Regions from separate parts of the Mus musculus genome. Here regions 2 and 3 are each linked to region 1. Evidence: chromatin loops called from intact Hi-C (ENCODE). Cell type or tissue: left cerebral cortex. All regions are shown on one strand. Each heading gives the region's core, and the rest is flanking DNA. Links, peaks and the distances in the headings are about the cores only.

Region 1 (5,963 bases), core at 624-5,623:
CTTATAGTGTCTCAAGCTGCCCGTGACTCACCTGTAACCCAAGCTGTCCCCGTACTCAACAGCAATCCTCAGCCTCTCTGCTGTGGTCACTGTGCCATCTGTAATGTCCAGTTGTCCAGCTTTAATGTCCCTGTTTATACGAATAGATTTTAAACCTACACCCTGCCCTGTTTGCTCTTCTCTGAAGCAAGGCCTTTCAGACAGGCTACTTAATGGTCCAGAGAAACTGGACTTTCAGTCTGCCAGGAAATTGTTGATTATTTTCCCACGAAAGGCTGGCCTTTCAGAATCCATTTTCCATTTTGTGTTTCACCTCAGAAACTTTTTGGTCAGGCAGTCGTGGCCCTGCATGCATTTCAGATGCACATATATTCAGAGATTTCACTCAAACTATGTTTTGCTAATGTAAGTTGGGAAGTAAAAAAAAATATATTTATCCATATTCTAAATAAGAGAGAAAAAGACTGCCTCGGCATTCAGTGGAGCCACGGTAAATCTAGTTATCTTTTTTACCTATTAGTATTTTAGATTTCTTCATCAACTTGGTTTATTGGCTTCAAATAAATATAATTGTGGATTTTCCTCATTTTAAATGCTGCCATTTCTTAGGAAAACCACATCTGTTAAATGGCAGGAGATGGCTGTCAGTTTGTGGAGGCCATGGGGATGAGCTGGGATCCCTGATGGAGGGAGACGTGACCCAGTGTGAGACTCCTCCCAGATAGTCCACGGTTGGTTAGTCTGTAACGTTTTGTGGGGGTTGAGATCAAAAGGAGATAGCTTTATGCAGGGATGGTGCAGAGTTCACGATCCCTCAAATCCAGGCACAAACTGCCCAGCCCTCTCCTTTTTTCACTCAACAGGACACGTGGGGAAAGAAATCCACAACCCCACAAAAAGATGTGCATTGAAAATAAGACATTCACTTGCCGAGAACTCCCTTCATCTAGTTGATTACTAAGGATTTAATTCTAAAAGATCTTTTTGCAATTTCACCAATTTCAGTTTAATTCAATGAGAAAGGCATTCTGCATTTGTGCCATGTTAGATTCTGGTGATTTGTGCCCACAGTGGAATCTTGACCTTGGAGAACTCCCAGTACAATATGAAAGTTAGTATTACCTGTTCCCTGAGACAGTGGGGATTAGGGAAGTTTGCTTTGGTAACTCGGGAGGGAGGGGCGGACTGCTGTCCTGTATGCAGTTGGAGGCACAGCACAGAGAGTGTAGCTGAGGCTTGGCCCATTGTGAAGCTTCTTTAACAAGACCAAGGATAGAGGCAGGGTGAGTCCTGGGCTCAAAGAGCTCTGTACTCAGATAGAGAGTGGGAAATGCATGTTTGAAGGGACTGGAGAGAAGGCTCAGTGGTTAAGAGCACTGACTTCTTTTCCAAAGGTCCTGAGTTCAAATCCCAGCAACCACATGGTGGCTCACAACCATCCGTAATGAGACCTGATGCCCTCTTCTGGTGTGTCTGAAGATAGCTACAGTGTACTTACACATAATAATAAATAAAACTTTGGGCTGGAGTGAGGGGGGTCGGAGCGAGCAGAGGTCCTGAGTTCAGTTCCCAGCAACCACATGATGGCTCACAACCATCTGTACAGCTACAGTGTACTCATATACATACAACAAATAAGTAAACTTGACAAAAAAGAAAATGTATGCTTGAATAGGATCTATTCAGTGATGGATAAATGTCTAGAGATGCAGGCACACATTTAGAGACAGTAATCTTATGATCCTATAAAGGTTAGATGCCATAAAAAAGGGTGGAGGGAAGTAGATGATGTAATACAGACATAGTAGGGGCACATAGTGCAGTTGTCTCAGGGAAGGAAAGTTCTTAACGCCACGTGAAGGCTGGGACAGAGAAGCTGCCATCGTCTAGGACAGCTGCTATTTTAGCAGCTGGCCAGGGTACAGAAAGGGCTGCGTGCAGTAGAAGCAGGCAAGCCTGAGTGAGCATACGAAGGCAATGGGCAGGCTCTGAAGATGAAGACACCCTCCACCTCAGGTATTGTGGACCTGCTGAGCAGGGACAGCTGAGTTTAGACAAACGCTCTACTGCTGAAAGAGCCGGCAGTCCAGAGGAACAGAGTATTCCCAAACTGAAGCCTAGGAAGTGATACGAGAACATGACAGAGAAGTCAGCAGTTAAACTGGTCAGTTTCAAAGCCATCAGAATGCCGAAGTGATTCCAGAGTACCGGAATGACAGGAGTCAAGTGAACTTGTGAGTGTGGCCAGAACTGAACACGGGAGTGCCTCCTCCTCCGTGGCTGAGCACTTCTGTAGCTGGGTAGCTACCGTGGTGTTAGTTTGTTGACGTTAGGCTTGAGAAGTAGCCTTGATTTCTATGGAGAAAAGACTTTGGCAGGAAGTTAATGGCAGAGTGGAGTCCCAAGGAAAGTCGGGGAACACCGACTCTCACTCTTGGCTCTGAGGCAGATAGTGAAAAGAAAGAGAGTTGGTGAGACCTCTCTTCAAGTTACCTGTTTGGTGAATTCACCCCTGGGTTGCTGATTAGTGTGATGCTGAATAGGCCCCAGGAGGCAAGAGGATGCTGATAGTCTGAAGCCTGAAAGGAGGAGTCAAGGTAGGGAGATGGGAAAGCTCGGTGGAGCCACCTCCAGGGACATTCTGCCACGGAACATGGTCTGTCCCCTGCCTTCCCTAGCAAGCTGTCCTCTCATTTCTGTTGAATATAAATCCACCCCATATCATTTTCCTTGGACTTCCTCAGAACTAGGTTCCATAAAGGTTTGCATCTCTTTGCTTATAGAATGTGATGCTCCCCATCACAGATGGGCCCAGGCCTGCCTGCCTCCTCTGATGTTAACATGGGTAGGAGGAATGGAGAAGGCTTCTGTAGAGGACATGGTGCCAAGCATCACGGACCGTTGCTCTGAGTGGACAGGGATGTACCAGTTAGCAGCCACAGTCCTACCGTGGTGTTCTGTAAACAGCGTGGCTGTGCAGGAGGAAGGAGCCAGAGAGCTTGTTAGGTCACCGGCGCTCAGAGCTTGCTGTACAGCTTCGCCGTACGGCTTCTGTTGTTTATAACGTTCCGTAATGTGTGATAACAAAGAGCAGTGTATGCTAACAAAGAGCACTCTGTTACCATGAGTTATTTTAACCACCACCCTTCGATGCTCAGCCTTTTTTTCCCCTTCTTCCTCACAGCTCTGTTTCTGGCTCCCTATCTCTGTCACCCACTTCCACCTCCTCCCCAGCTGCTCCTCCTCGTCTGCTTGGGTGAAGTCCTTTCCTGTGGCTCTTTTCCTCTGCCACCGAGAACCTGCTGGAGGCTTCTGTATCAGAGCACTAGCAGTTGGCCCTACCTTTCCACCCCCCTCCCAATTTCTATTAAGGGTTCTTCAAGTTAGAGAAAAAATATCTAGGAGAGCTTGAAATTTCAGGGGAGTCTAGAAAGGTCTCTCTCTCTCTCTAGTGTGTGTATGTGATGAGCTGCTGGGTTTGGAAGACTTTGTAGTTGATTTTTCTTTCTTCTTAAACAACTTTGGATTGTTCTGTGGGTGTTTGTTCTTGTGATGATGGGGACTTTCCATATATAAGGCAAATGCTTTACTACTGGAATATGTCCCCACTCTGTCTCTCTGTCTATCTTAATGCTAATGACTAAAAGCACTCACGTTTTATTAAGCTCAACCTACTGGAGGGACCATTGTATTTTGTACGTGTACATAGTAACTGGACCCCGAACCCTGGATGTCTGGCTCAGAATGATCCTCTGTGAGCCTCGGGGGAGCCGGGAGATCTCCTGCAGCAGAAACAAATCTAGAGTGGTCAGATATGGGCACCGTCATCCCCTAGAAAGGGTTTCTCTCTGTCTCTGTCTCTCTCTGTCTGTGTGTGTGTGTGTGTGTGTGTGTGTGTGTGTGTGTGTGTGTGTGTCTGTGTGTGTGTGTGTGTGTGCGCGCGCGCGCTGTGGTTACTGCATGAATCAGCAAGTGAAATCAGACAGTGTTGATAAAACAAAATGGTGCGTGTGGCAAGATCCTGTGACCTTCACACTGACCTTGCACAAGTTCACAGGGAGTGAGTTTTATGGCTCTTTTCCCCCCTTTTAGCATTTGTTTGGGGGTGAGTTGGCTTGTAAAACACACCAGCTAATTCTCTGAGCTCCTTTTCCCTTAAACCTTGCATGTATCTTCAGTGACACAAATCATACCAAGAAAAATGAATGTAGATTTCAAAGAAAGAAATCCTGGCGTTTGTCTGTGTGGCCTTTAAAAATCGTGTGGATGCTGTCATTTCTCAGTTTCCTTACTTCAGTTGAACAACATGAACCCTAATATCTTTACCTATTTCAAACATTCATTAATACTAAGTCAAACTCAGGGCTGGACATAGGGTTTCTGAAATGATTTTAAACCCATGTTTCCTGTAGCAGCTGAAGGCATATGACAGGATTGTAGATATTAGCCTTGGTTAATAGTAGAGTATCGCTTAGTAATGTCTGCCTTGAGTGCAGCAAGGACTGCAGCAATGGCACGTTTTTGCCATTGCTGCTTAATGACATTTAGAACTACGAACATGTGTTTTACACACAGAAAACATGCATGCACACACACATGCATGCCTTGAATCAAAAGCGCATGGTTCTATCATGGTTCTATTCCTTTCTGAATGATCCATTTTCAATTAAATCAGAGTTTACTCTGAATCCTATGTCTTAAAATAATGGGCAACAGAGGAAAAGGTATATAGATAACTCAGCTTATACACAGCATTACTTGAGACCTTGGTGTTTTATAGGAAAACATAGGCATTTTGCAGAGGATGAGTTACAAATTACAGCCCATAACTCATCGGATACAGTACTGGTTCTAAAATGGGACTTTTTTTAAAAATATGACCATGGGCTTAGGAGCCAAATGAGGTGTTGTGAAACAAGAAGGAAATCATGCATATTCCATCCTCAGTCTGTTTCGAAAGTGAATACTAATATTGTTTTAATTGCTCTCAGATGTCTGACAGAATTATGCTTTGAAATAGCCAAGTGAAGAGTCAGGAGCGGCAAAAAATAGTCTTTTTGGAATGCAGGACAGGGATGGGTGATGCTAATCAGATTTCAAGGTTCATCTTGACCCACTGCCTCTCGGGACACTGATCAAAGTTCGTGAGTCCTTCTGATGCCGAGTTATTCATTAGAGTTCGCAGCACATAATTATGGACTGTCAGAGATCTCAGTTTTGTATAATAAATGAGTAGCATGCCCGCGGCTTGCTGAAGTGTTAGCTTAATAATCTCATAAGATAGGTTGTTTTCCTTCTCCCTCAAGACTTGAGCAAACTGGCGTATGTCTTGCCCACCCCACCTCAAAAAAAAAAAAAAAAGATGTAGCGTTTAGGATTTTGATTTCTTTAAACGTTTATTTCTAAGGGGAAGAAGCGCAGGTTTGCACCTCATGCCTTTGCCTTTGTTCTCCTGGCTGTGGAACTGGGGATGTAACCGATTTTGTTTTTATGCCCGAATCTTGGTAGGAACCTAGAAGTTTTCTTCCTAGCACACATGGCTGTATACAGTGAGATGTTAGTAAATCGGCACGGATAAGCCGTACCACGTTGAAACTGCTGCCTGCATGATACCCTTACTCAGGGATGCAATTATTTCCCTTGGTTTTGACAGGATGTCAACTGTGATGTGCACGGAGCACAAACATATCCTCAGACACCAGCATGTATTAGAAAAATCTTCCGGAGGAAAACTCGAGTACGCATCTGGAGCTCCCGTTCCGAGGCGTCCTCTGTCTTTGGGTTCTTGTTGATGTTTAGATTATTAGCTGATTATGCACATGAAGTAGCACTGAAGACGTGTGAATCATTCTATTTGCTGATCATAATTAACGGCAGTTTCTAGGAATATTGTGCCTTCATTTTCAAGTTGAGAGTTTAAGAGAAGAGCTATTCGTTATCAGTTATTTTGTTGGTATCTGCGG
Region 2 (5,963 bases), core at 517-5,516, 120 kb after region 1:
TTAAAGGCAAAATACTATGGTATCCTTAGACAGTAGCATCTCACCTCATGGCCTCCTGGACACTGAAAATACTGCAGTTTTGACATTTTTCTAAGTCATTTCAACTGATAGCCATTGTTGTGACAGCCCATGGAAAGTGTCCTTTCTCATCTCTTGTTCTTTTAAATTTCCTAGCATGAAGAGTAAGGTTTGTTCCAAACACAAGCAATATTGGAAACACAGAAAAGTCGCCTGGTAGGGAATACTTGACCCTTGTTATATGCCTGGTAATATTTTTGGTGATTCATTTCAGAACATCCCACCTAATTATATGTAGTAACTAAAGTACAGAGTACTTGATTGAGTTCCTGCCCTAGTAGAAGAAGAACTGTGGAGGTAACAAGCAGAATTCTGCTCATATGCTACCCCCTTTTGGTGATGCTAGGCTGTATGTGTAGATGGAGGGCAGGGTCGAGTTCTTGACGTTTTGTCAAATGCAGTGCAAAGGAATGTAATTAATGCAAACGTGTTTTATATGCCCAGTAATGGATTCTTTTCATTGAAACGCAACCTTTGTAAGACGCTTCTGTTATTACTGGTTGTCAGGTGAAAATTAAATGAGCTTACTCTTAGCTTCAGATTTATCTTTCTGTCTACAAAAGGCTATGTGAGAGACTGAGGAGAGATCTATAGCATTTACTGGCGGTTTCCTAAATTAGTACCATCCATCTATGGTAAATATAATCCACCCTCTCGGTAGAGATGATGGCCGGCTAGCCCTGATACTGCCTCTTAGCTCTCTCTGTGTGTGTCTACTTGGGAAGTATATACAGCTGTCAGGAACTTCTGCCCTTCAGTGTGCTGATGTAGTTGTTTATTTAAAATGTGTCTGGCAGTCTGAAGGAACCTATGCACCCTCCCAGACTGCAGATAGCTTCCAAGTTACTGATGGGGTGTAATGTCCTGTTCATAGTGTCTTCGTGACAAATCTGTTTCAGAAGTAAAATTTCCATCTGACTTAAGGGACATAGAAGGTCTTCCCTTGCACTGTCTATGCAGGAGTTACCCTTTCTGTACTCGATGCACTGGAAAACATTGTCTGTGGTGTCCCCATGAGTCCAGAGCCCGCTCCGGCTTCACAGTAAGGTCACGTGTTTTGGTGAAGACATCCAACATGGTCTCCCCTGTATTCTTGGAGCTGAGCAGCCCAACACAGGCCTACTCTTAAGTGCCCCTACCTGTAGGTGTTAAAGTTGGGGTTGAGGAGGAAGCTGTCATACAGTTCAGTAATTAACGTTCCTCCTCATCTGATCTCGATGTGAGAGGAGAGGGACCCATGATGCAGAGAGCAGCCTTGAAGGTGAGAACTCCTCTTGGCTGAGACCCAGAACATCCTCAGCTTTCTCTGGTCACTCAGACTTCACAGGGCTACAGCATTTACGCCCATGTAGGAACAAGGAGCCCCCAGTAGCAGAGAAGTCCTGGGGGCAACAATCCTCTTACCCCCAGCATTTTCTCACTGTAAGTTCATTTATGTTTTCCTGAGCTCTATAAGGACGGACGTGCGGACATGTCAAATGAATGGAAAACCCAGTCAGACGTCGCAGAACCTGTAGAAAGAGTGCAGTTCCAGAAATGAGCAAAGGTTTGGGAAGAGCCTTTTTTTTTTTCCCTTGTGAGGTTTATTCATCCTCCATAGACACAAAAATAAGTCTTTCAAAGAACATGCATATTTGAGGCACTTGGCAGCATGCAGTCTCTGGCAACTTCTCCCTTATTTATACCACGTAATTATACTTGCCTTTATATGTGTGTCCTTTTCATTATTGAGTGGAACACGGTCTTTTGTCAAATTCCAGTTATTGATTAGCACTGGCAACTCTGAAATGTGGCTTTTTAGCCATCAATAAATCTATTTTTCCCCTTTCTGAAATTATAACAGATCTCGTTGGACATGTGGGGGAGAAAACAACTTAAAATTCACATCCAGATCTTGGCTGCCGGTTCAGGACGTTGCTACTCTCTGCGCCTTGCCAAGATTTTAGCTTTACTCCTCATTGAAAGTGCATGGCTTGGGAGGTGGGGTCGCCATTGCCTGAGAGAAAATGAAGTGACATCATTAGAATTCAGCTGCATCTGTGACTCCAAAGGCATGCCGCCTCGCCCCTCCCCCACCTTCCTAGTCTCCCCCCCCCCCCCCCCCTGTGCTGCTCCCCAGCTGTCCTGTGTTCTCCTCTCAGGAGAGAAGCAAGAAGCAAGCACAGAACCGCTCAGAGGCATGACATCAGTGGCCAACTGTCAGCTTACAGATTTGTTTGTATAAATGGGAGTAAACAGCTAAAGCCTGGGTCTTTCTCAAGCAGCCCAGACCCTGTGGCCAATTACTCACCAACAGTGTTAATTTCCATTAGAGAACTGGTAACCCTTTTAACAGGAAAGAAAATTAAGAATGCTTGGGGGAGAGTCCAGTGAAGCATGAGGGCAGACTCCCCTTCTTTACAAAAGTGACCGTTGTATTGAATCTGCCGTGTCACCAAGAGGAGAGTTGGTGCCCATTACTTTAGCCTTGGCTTCTAATATGTTTTGGAATAAAAAACTGAACACGCTTTGAGTGGTGCTGCTTTCTTCCGTGTTTATGTGAAGTGGCCTTGGGATTATAATTCATCTCTTTTTATTGGGGTAAGTTTCCTTAGTTCATATATCCTAAATGGAACCCTGGGCCTTGAAGGACTTAATGGAACTTTTTGTCATCTGGGAATGGCAGTCACCAAAGAGCTCCTTGTAGATAGGGGTCGTAATCCCCGACCCTGCTTTGTCTGCCTGTGCAGAGACTTGTGCGCAGGCTGCCTAAAACTGCCAACTCGAGCAAATGGTTGGGCAGTCTTCTCAGCATGAGTGAGCGCCCAAAGTGCGGTTTCGGAGTGGGATGCTGGTTCCTCGGAGCGACTTTCCTCCTTCCTTTTGAATGTTGGCAACCTTAACTTTGGAATATTTTTGCATTTACAATCAAGAAACTTTCAAAGAATGTTATTCTGACTGGCTTATTAAGGACTCATGATTTATGGCATGTTTAATTCCACCTGACTTCCATTGGGTGGTTGCATGGAGAGATGGTGTAATATATTCAGAGTTTGTCATAGTTGGAGAACAGCATATTTTTGTCACATATCAGGTTCAGTCCTGTATTCCAGGCGTTTATTCGTTTTACATGTTTATTTCTTCTGTAACAGCGGAATGATTGGTACATGGGCTTTGTGACCCTCGTCACTTAAGGGATACTGTTTCCACGTCTTCTGAGGGCAGAAGGCCACTATCAGCTCCACAGCAAGAGCAGAGCAGGTCCTGACGAGCCATTTACTTTCTTGAAATGCAAGAGTCTATTTAGGGTGATCCTTGTACTGCTGTCAGAGCAATGAGGGTCAGCAGTTGTGGTGACAAATTAGTTTTGACAAGCTTAATGACCCCCAAAAAGGAAAGTCTGCGGCTCTGATAGCAACTGGGGAATAATTGGTGAGCTCGGCCAAATGGGGAATGTGTTAGAATTTCCCAATTCTCTATGGCAGGCCAATTACACCATGCAGCAAAGAGGTGGAAGGTTGCCATCGCTTCTTCAGCCCTACAAAAGCATCAGCAGGCTATATTTCAATCAATTGAATTTGGTTTGGCGGGACATCGGGACACTGAAAGAAACAACTGGATCTTTCAAACTATGTTCCTATGAAAAACTTGGACAAAGAACAAAATGACAGTTCTGAGAGGCTCCAGTGGACAAGCGCTCAGCTCACTCTTGGCAGGTTTCATTGGCACACCAAGGGCTAGTTTTCCCTCATCATCCCAGGGTGGTAAATCCTACAGCCGAGTGCAGATCATTAGAGTGCGTGGTAAATAAATGATTATCAGCCGCTAACCCACCAAAACACAGTGCTTTCATGACTTTATCGTGGGCTGAGTGTCAGCATCACTGCAAGTCACATGCAATAAGCCAACGCCTGCCGCACAAAGGCTATTTCTAGTGTGTGGGTGTCAGCAGTGCAAGCATCCTCCGAGGACAGTTGAAGGAAGGATCTGCCCTCTGCTACCTTCTTAGTCTTGTGGATAGATGTAGTCATATCATATATGCTCAGTATTACTGATTTCCACATCATCTTCCCTTCATGTGGCTTTCTAGGCAGTGCTTCTCAGCCTCTCCGATGCTGTGACCCTTTAATACAGTTCCTCATGGGGTGGTAACCCCCCCCACCATAACATTATTTCATTACTACTTCATAACTGTAATTCTGCTACCACTAGGAATCATAATGTAAATATCTGATATGCAGGTTTTCTGACAAGTGACTCTCAAAGGGGTCACAACCCACAGGTTGAGAACCACTGTCCTAGTGGTTCTTATTTCAATTCCCACAAGGTCTGCGTGAGGAAGAGAGACTAGTCATGTCAGACTTGTTGGCACACTATGCAGAAAAGTTTTTTAATCTGAACATAGCACCCCCTAAAATGCAGAGGATCACCGGAAGACCCCCGGTGGGGTCTAATGCAGCAGGTGATCTTACATTCACATGTTTTTACCCTATGAAGTCAAAACACTTTTGTTCTTTTTTTTTTAGGGAAAGCAGCTATTCCATGGCTTCTGTTTGGTAAATCCCAATGTTCTTGCCTGTTGGAGTCATAAGTAAAATAGATTTGTATGATTGCAAACACTATTGTGTCTCAATGGCCAAGTTAAAAGAACTAGTAAACTACTAAAGATGGTAGAATATACAGTGTAGATTACTGGTTACCAACTTATGTTTTTGGAGGGCCAAACAGGGACTATGAGGGATTTTTCTCATGTGTTCAGACTGATACACACATTGAAATTTATAATTGTATCTGTAATAAGTTAAAACATTTCAAATCACAGGACCTGAAAACACAGTTGTGAAGCCATAGACAAATGTGTGGTTTGGAATGGAGTTGTTCATTGTATCACAGGAAGCCCATGGATAACGTTTTCTTCAGAGGGTCTCTGTAGTCTGATTTTAGTTTTATAGCTGTTTTACTACTTGTAAGCTGCAGTAACAAAATATACTAGACTGACTGGCTCCTAAACCACAGAAACCTATGTATTTCTCATGCTAAAGATTGGGGATATCAAGACCAAGCCAGCATGAGAGGGATGCTGCTGTTCAGTGCCTTCTTCCTGTTCTTCATGGAGACCCCTGTTAGGAGGGTGTTGCTTCCAATCATGACAGCAAAACTCTGCTGACCCCATAAACTTCTGAAGGTCACTGAAACTCTACCAATCAGTATAAGAATGTGAGAATGTCACATCTATTCAGAGCACAGTACAGGCCTTACTTACCCTTTGCTGGCTCACAACACAGAGGTTCATTAATACAGAGTAGGATCCAAGGCTCAGCTAGAGCCGCCTGCAGCCCAGTGCAGACCTCTGTCCCTGTAGCTCTTCACCATGGCTTACGGGGCTTTCTTGCAGCTTTCTCCTATGGTCTTGCTTTCCAGCCCTTAGACCTTGGTGATTCTTAGGTGTTATTTTTGTTGTTTTTGTTTCTTTGTTTCTTTGTGTTTTGTTTTGTTTGGCTAGCTTTCTTTTAGCACTGCCAGATAACAGAGTTTCTATTCATACTCTGACACTTACCTCCAGAGTTACCCCTTTTACGTGGTAACATCTCAGAATTGCGCAGTCATTTATTTTACTTTCCTTTACTTTATATCACTTTGTATTGAGTTCTTGGCATGCTTGCCTCCTTGTATCTAGGCTTCTTTAGGACAAGGACTCTATCCCAACTCATTAGCATTTGCTGAGATACCCACCATCCAGCCCAACTCTTGTTTGTTACGTGTTTGACCAAATGAAGCATCAGGCAAGATCTTGAACTCAAGAGAAGCCTGTTAGAAACTTTGGTGGTTTCCGAGTAGAGAAGGAGGAATGAGGGGCTTTGGGATTTCTCAGTCTTCCCCAGGTCCCAGCTCACACTGCTAGGCAT
Region 3 (5,963 bases), core at 517-5,516, 110 kb before region 1:
TTTCCACATGCTTGGGAGTTTAAGAAAATGCCAAATAAAAATATTTCTTTGCGGGAACCCCCACCACGCCCTTCTTATCTTGTAAAACATTTTATAGCAAAGGTACAAAATAACAAATGGTCCGGCTAGGGTGGGATAGCACGCGCCTGAGCTTGCATTTGAAGGTGGAGCAGAAGTTCAGGGCTCTCCTCAGCTTCGAACTGAGTTTGAGACAAGCTTGGGCTACACGGTCTCAAAATATGTAAAAAAAACCCAAAACTTAAAAGGTTTTCTATATGCTTGTAACCCAGATTTTCTGAATTTTAACATTTTTTTGCTTGATTTTTGCCTTATTATTCTCCCTCTTTGTTCATGAAAAATGTCAAGTGGTTTGACCTACATGTATACGGTTTTCTCTCAATCATTTGAGGATAAGTGGTAGACATGTTGTTTCAATACTTTGAAATACTTCAGTGCACATTCCTTGTTAGAGAAGAAAGAAACCCTTTTCCACTCTTCTCTTCTTTGTGCTCTAGGATCCAGCTCAGCCCCACGTTTCTCTAGTCTCCTTTAATCAAGGACAGTGTCTCAGCGCTTTTCTCCTTGTTAGCCTTTGGTGGCCTCGCAGCACCGAGAGCACTCAGCAGTGTGCTGGTCCAGTCACTGAGTCAGTGGTTTCCCCTGCAGAGGCCCAGGCTCTGCACTGTGGGCAGATGTGCTCCAGAAACGATGGTTGTTAGTGCTCCAGACCAGGAAGCAGTGATTTGTCCCGTGTTGGTGATGTTCACCTCCATCCTTCGGTTAAGAAAGCTGGGGCCATATTTCTCCACTATAAACTTAATAAATGTTTTGTGTCTACTAACTCATAAGTGATTAATAAAATGTGAACATATAGATTATTTAATATTTAGCCATCATCAAACTTTTGCCCTCTGTCTTTTGCACTCAGTATTTTCCAATTCTGTCCTCCCTTCTAAATTTATTAGTTTTATTCCAAATTCTAACTTTGCAGGTTTTTTTTTTTTCACACTGTAATGGTACATCGCTAGCGACATTTGTTTTGTTACTGGAAAAGCTTTGCCAACCCACTGAGCCTACTTCTTAGTAAATGAGATCAAACTCAGGAGCCTTAAACTATTACATGAATGTTTGCAACTCAGTCACTTTTCTTTCACCTGTGCTGAAAGCAGGTGAAACAAAACACTAGCTACTGATCTGACATTAGTAGGCATTCTCTGCTTTAGCCATATTGCAGCAGAACACGTGGATGGATTTTTTTTTTGAAGGAAGACAAGGAGTGCCAATCAGATGAGGGAGGTAGAGAGCCTTGCCTGCCATTTGTGCAGTTGACCAGTAGCGAGTAAAGCAAGGGTGAGGACTTGCTCAGTGCACCTGCTGTCTTGGAGAGATTAGGGCCCAGGAGAGCTCACATAGCAAGGAAACAAAGAAAATGAGCAAACCAAATCGGAATAGAAGCAGAGTTCTTGCTGTCGGGGGGAAGAAGATAGTGTGGCAGACAGATGTAAAACGAGAATAAAACGCAGGGAGGTTGGAATAGAGATGGAGGTCCTCACGCAGTTCCTGTATTTTAGGGTCTCTGTGCAGGTAGATACAGGTACGATAGATACATGGGTCTGCGTGTGTGTAATGTGCATGGTAATGGTTTTAAATTATTTGCCAGGCGTCCTTCCTGAGAGAGCCAAGGAGCAGTGACACTTCTGTCACAGTGAGTATGTCTAGCACTTGTTTTCTAAATACCACTGCACATGGAAAGATCTGGTTCTCTGTAGATACGACTGATTCCAGAACTAAAGCAAACGAACCTAAAATAGCTTACAATACCAGAAAGCAAGACATCTCTCACCAAACAACAGGAACACTTTAGAAGGATCCAGGAAGCAGCTTACAAGGGACCTTGCTCCTGACCAAATTGGGGACATTTGAGCACAGGACTATTGAGCCCTGTCCCACATACTCCTCTGTAGTCATCACTGCCTTGCAGTTACTCAAGTTAACAAATCCCACCATAATCCACAAAAATCCCAACCACATGATGCTAGAGAGAACTTGAAATGTGTTCGGGTCTCTGTGCTGTATCGGATGGTTCCTCCGATGGTTCCTTCCATGCATGCGGAGTTCCCCTGGTCAGCCGTGGCTTAAGTCATGGCAAGTGTATTGAGGATGGGTAGGCAGAAGCGTGATGGATTCTGGAGATACCTTCATAGTTTGCTAACTGACAGAATGAGGATAGAAGGGAGGAATTATTCACCTGTGTGGTGACATTTGGCTTTTTGACTGGAGTCACCGGGGGAGATGGTGAGCACGGCAGAGAGCATGTTAGACATAGAGGCCAGGAGTCCGTGCTTGTCACACTGTGCCACCTCTGTCACATCGGCGTCAACGTTAATCTTAAAGCAGATAGACAGGAGGAAGGAAAGCCTGTTTTGATGAGCCTTTTAACTCCACAGGATCCATCGTTAGACCTTCCTGCTTGTAAGTCTCACCCCACAAGTTCTACAGAGGCCACCATTGCCTGTTGGTTGTATATTAAATACCACTTTATGCTGCTGCGGAATTGAATCCCACAGAAATCTCTGCTCATTTAAAGTTTCCTTGAGTTATGGTTTTTGAATGTCAACAGAAAGTGACTAGAAAACGAGGTGTCGCTTTTGTACAAGAGTTAGTTGCTAAGGGACCAGATCCAGGACCCTGGCCCGGGGCCTGTGACTACTATACAGACACTTCCTACTCTTTCCTTTTTGGAGCTTAGCACTTTCAGACAGACACAGAAGGCTTGCTTTCCAAAGGAACAATCGTGGGGAGCTGAGAGTGCAGTAGGTAGCTTTCTTTTGATCCAAAGCACATCTCATAGTCTGTTTCTATAGACGTGATACTCTCAGACACGTGGGCTGTTCCTGCACCACACACTGTATATTAGTGCAGAGTCATGGAGGTTTTCAGTCTTAGAAATCTCTCTGCCAATTCTGCCCCTCTTTCTTAGGAATCGCTTGCCTGTCTATAGTTCCAGTGAGAGGACAAGTACTGGAAATAGTAATGCAAAGAAGGCTATTCTTTGTGTGTGTGTGTGTGTGTGTGTGTGTGTGTGTGTGTGTACACAAGAGTAGAAGTCACAGTTCACTCATGCAAGTAGGCTCTCTAGCCATCAAGTCTAGGTCTCTGGCTCCCCAATGTTGGGATTCCAGGCACACTTTACTGTGCCCTGCTTTTTGTCTTGTGTCCGGGGAATCCAACTCGGGTCCTCACGCTTGCTTAGCAAGCACTTTACCAATGGAAATGTCTTCCTGGTCCTGCGCACTCTTTTTCTAAAGGTCTCCGTGCTTTGTGACTGGTGGCCCGTGGAGAGGTCTGAGGTCTGAACCCGGTGAAAGAGCTCACACTATGCTGGGTTCTTTGGCAACCATGCCTTTTAAAGCATGAAAGTCTGCTTTGGCTGTTAGGATTTGAGGTTCACCAGTGTTATATCCATAAACTTGTCGTGCTGGTTCCCCACTTCATGCTTGCAGTCCACGTTGAATAATTCTGTATCGGTGGGGGAGATCACACAATGGGCTTATAAAAGCACACCGGTCTTGACGCTGGCAGTGTGACCCCCGTCCTTTGTTCATTTTGCCTCGCGCATGCTGCACACCCACAGCTCCTGGCCCCCTTTCTCTTTGAATTCTCACTCGTTAACTCACCGAGGTCTTCGTTCTCCCATGGCATTGTGTGAATCAGATAGATTCCAATTTACTGTTCAAGAGGGAAGGGATTTTGACTTTTAATCTAATGTATGTGACATTCTTACTCTGCTTCATTTCTCTCTGTGGTGACAGTCCCCTCCTTGCCAGAGACTGACTGTTAACAGAACCATAGCTATGGTAAGAAAACCTTACCAGGGAGATGCAGGGGAGTTTGGAAACGTGAATCCTGGGCTGCTTTAGACTTTGAGTGAATTGAGCTGGAAAGCACAGGAACATTGGACCAAGGCTGAAAACAAAGATCTACCTGCTCTGCATCTCTGTTGGTTGCTGTTGAACCTTGGCTCTCTCAACCTGCTTTTTAGAACCAGGGCCCTGGGTCTGAAAGTCCAATGAATTGGCCAATTCAATCCATATTGTCTTCTTGCATGGTAGTAATTTAGAACTAAGGAGGGAAAAGTGCCCTGGCATGTCTATTTAAGAAGCAAAACTCAAAGCTTAAAAATTTCTCTTCTGAGCATATGTAATAAATTTATGTGAATATGATTTTCTCAAACATTAGCAAGACCACAGTGGGATGTTGCACCAAGGAACACGGAGCCCAGCATCAGAGTGGCAGTTAGATTTGAATTAAGAGTTTCATTAGAACCATTTGATTTTTGGATCCCTGTGTGTCTGGCTTTATATTGCTGAGCCATTTCTGAAAAGGATTTAGGAAGAAAAAACAAAACAAAACACTGAGTTTGCCTTTCTTTTAAAGAAAGGCAAATGCCAACATGGTATTGTCATAGTACCAAAGGAGACAGACACCGAGTTGGAACATGACTTTGTAGTAACATGGAGTTAGGAGGAAACTTTGAAGTGGTTACATCAGACAGACATGTTTTCATAGTCTGTAGCTTTCAGCGGGGCTTGGGAATGGAAGCTGCTGATGGGAACACTCATTGCATAGAAACAAAATCATAGAAAGATGGTTTTGTGGCATGGACCCAGGACGTGGCATTATTATGAAGCTTCAGGGTTTTCGATGCTTAGAAAATGAAACAGAGCCTTGGGAAATCCAGGGATCTTTTCTTAATGAATCTTTTAGTAAGGCCCACGGGGCTTCTTTGTCCACCTTAAATGATAGGCCCAGATCTTTCCTCCACAGAACAAAGGAAGAGGTTTCCCTCTCCAATGGAAAGTCTCTCTGTGTGTAAACATCTCTCTCTCCCTCTCTTTCCCTCCCTCCCTCCCTCCCTCCCTCCCTCCGTCCCTCCCTCCCTCCCTCCCTCCCTTCCCTCCCTCCCTCCCTCCCTTCCCTCCCTTCCCTCCCTTCCCTCCTTCCCTCCCCCTCCCCCCTTTCTCCCCTCCCTCTCAGTGGAGCTACTGTGTATGGACGCTTCTGATAGCACCTGGACACTCAAAGGTGGGGAAGGATGACTTTCATGGAGATGACTTTCTTGCTTAGACATCTTTCTTCCCCAGAAGGGAGCCAGTGGTGATCTTGAGGGAGTTTTGTCCTTTTCTGCTTGAAAAAGCATTTTCACCTTCTCTTTTCTTGGCTTACCTCTACACGGAGAGCCATCATTTTTAGCTTGATGACCACACGTTTTTTCAAAGTGGAGGGTGCTATCTCATTTTCCTGTACTGACATAGCCAAGTAAGGTAGGTAAATGATTTTCAAGTTCAAGTGAACCTGTCATCTAATATCCCCCCCCCCTAGATAAATGGTTAGTAGTTGTTACAAGCTACTGAGTAGCTTTGCAAAGTTAAGATTGTTGTTATTTTTTTCCTAGTTTACAAAATGAACTTGATATTCTAACACATTTCCCAACTGCACAATTTGTAATCTCAATGGTGTTCGGAGCCATGGTAACTAGGGAAAAATGCATTTTAGTCAAGAGGCAAAATTATTAAATAACCTTGGTCTTAGAAAATAATGCAGCAGCCTTGGAGATTTCATGACCAGGGGTAAAAGGACATTGCTGAAGCTAAGCAAAAGAGAAGGCACATGTACCCTTTTTGGCATTTTACATGGGTTCTCTAGCTTCTTCTGGGGCAGGAGGGGCTCATGGACCTCGGAAAAAAAGCGTTGTTTTTTTCTTCCAGGGGTGCCTAGTACCAGCTCACAGGGTACGCTCAGCAAATAAGGGGGGAATTGAATCGCACGGCCATAGAGTCATGGTACAAGTGGAGATTTTGATTGGCTGCTGGGTTCTGACACATGTTGTGACACTTAAAGTAATTCAGAAGACGATCTTCTCAGACCATGCTCGCGTGAATTCTCTGCCTGCTGGGGTTAAC

What was found. Peaks named below come from ENCODE experiments on the same cell type or tissue, not always from the same donor. Only the 100,000 strongest peaks of a DNase experiment are listed, where the experiment ranks them.
Region 2: a loop joins it to region 1, with 7 times the contacts of the local background. A loop is called at or near these places in 2 of 42 quality-filtered maps.
Region 3: it touches region 1 in a loop (2.6-fold over the local background); 3 of 42 quality-filtered maps call a loop at or near these places.

Annotation. Positions count from the first base shown.
Region 1 is chr19:28,500,348-28,506,310 of GRCm38, reverse strand. All of the region lies in intron 4 of Glis3 (GLIS family zinc finger 3), which reads left to right. Among named protein-coding and RNA genes, the nearest start is that of Gm35866, 140 kb to the right of the region's middle. In left cerebral cortex, for the core only: no CTCF peak of the experiment used is centred there; DNase peaks (open chromatin) are centred at 3,186 and 3,518; H3K27ac peaks cover 244 bases.
Region 2 is chr19:28,378,538-28,384,500 of GRCm38, reverse strand. All of the region lies in intron 4 of Glis3 (GLIS family zinc finger 3), which reads left to right. Among named protein-coding and RNA genes, the nearest start is that of Gm35866, 17 kb to the right of the region's middle. In left cerebral cortex, for the core only: no CTCF peak of the experiment used is centred there; DNase peaks (open chromatin) are centred at 1,775, 1,936, 2,893, 3,564 and 1 more place; H3K27ac peaks cover 990 bases.
Region 3 is chr19:28,614,722-28,620,684 of GRCm38, reverse strand. All of the region lies in intron 2 of Glis3 (GLIS family zinc finger 3), which reads left to right. Among named protein-coding and RNA genes, the nearest start is that of D930032P07Rik, 61 kb to the left of the region's middle. In left cerebral cortex, for the core only: no CTCF peak of the experiment used is centred there; a DNase peak (open chromatin) is centred at 2,739.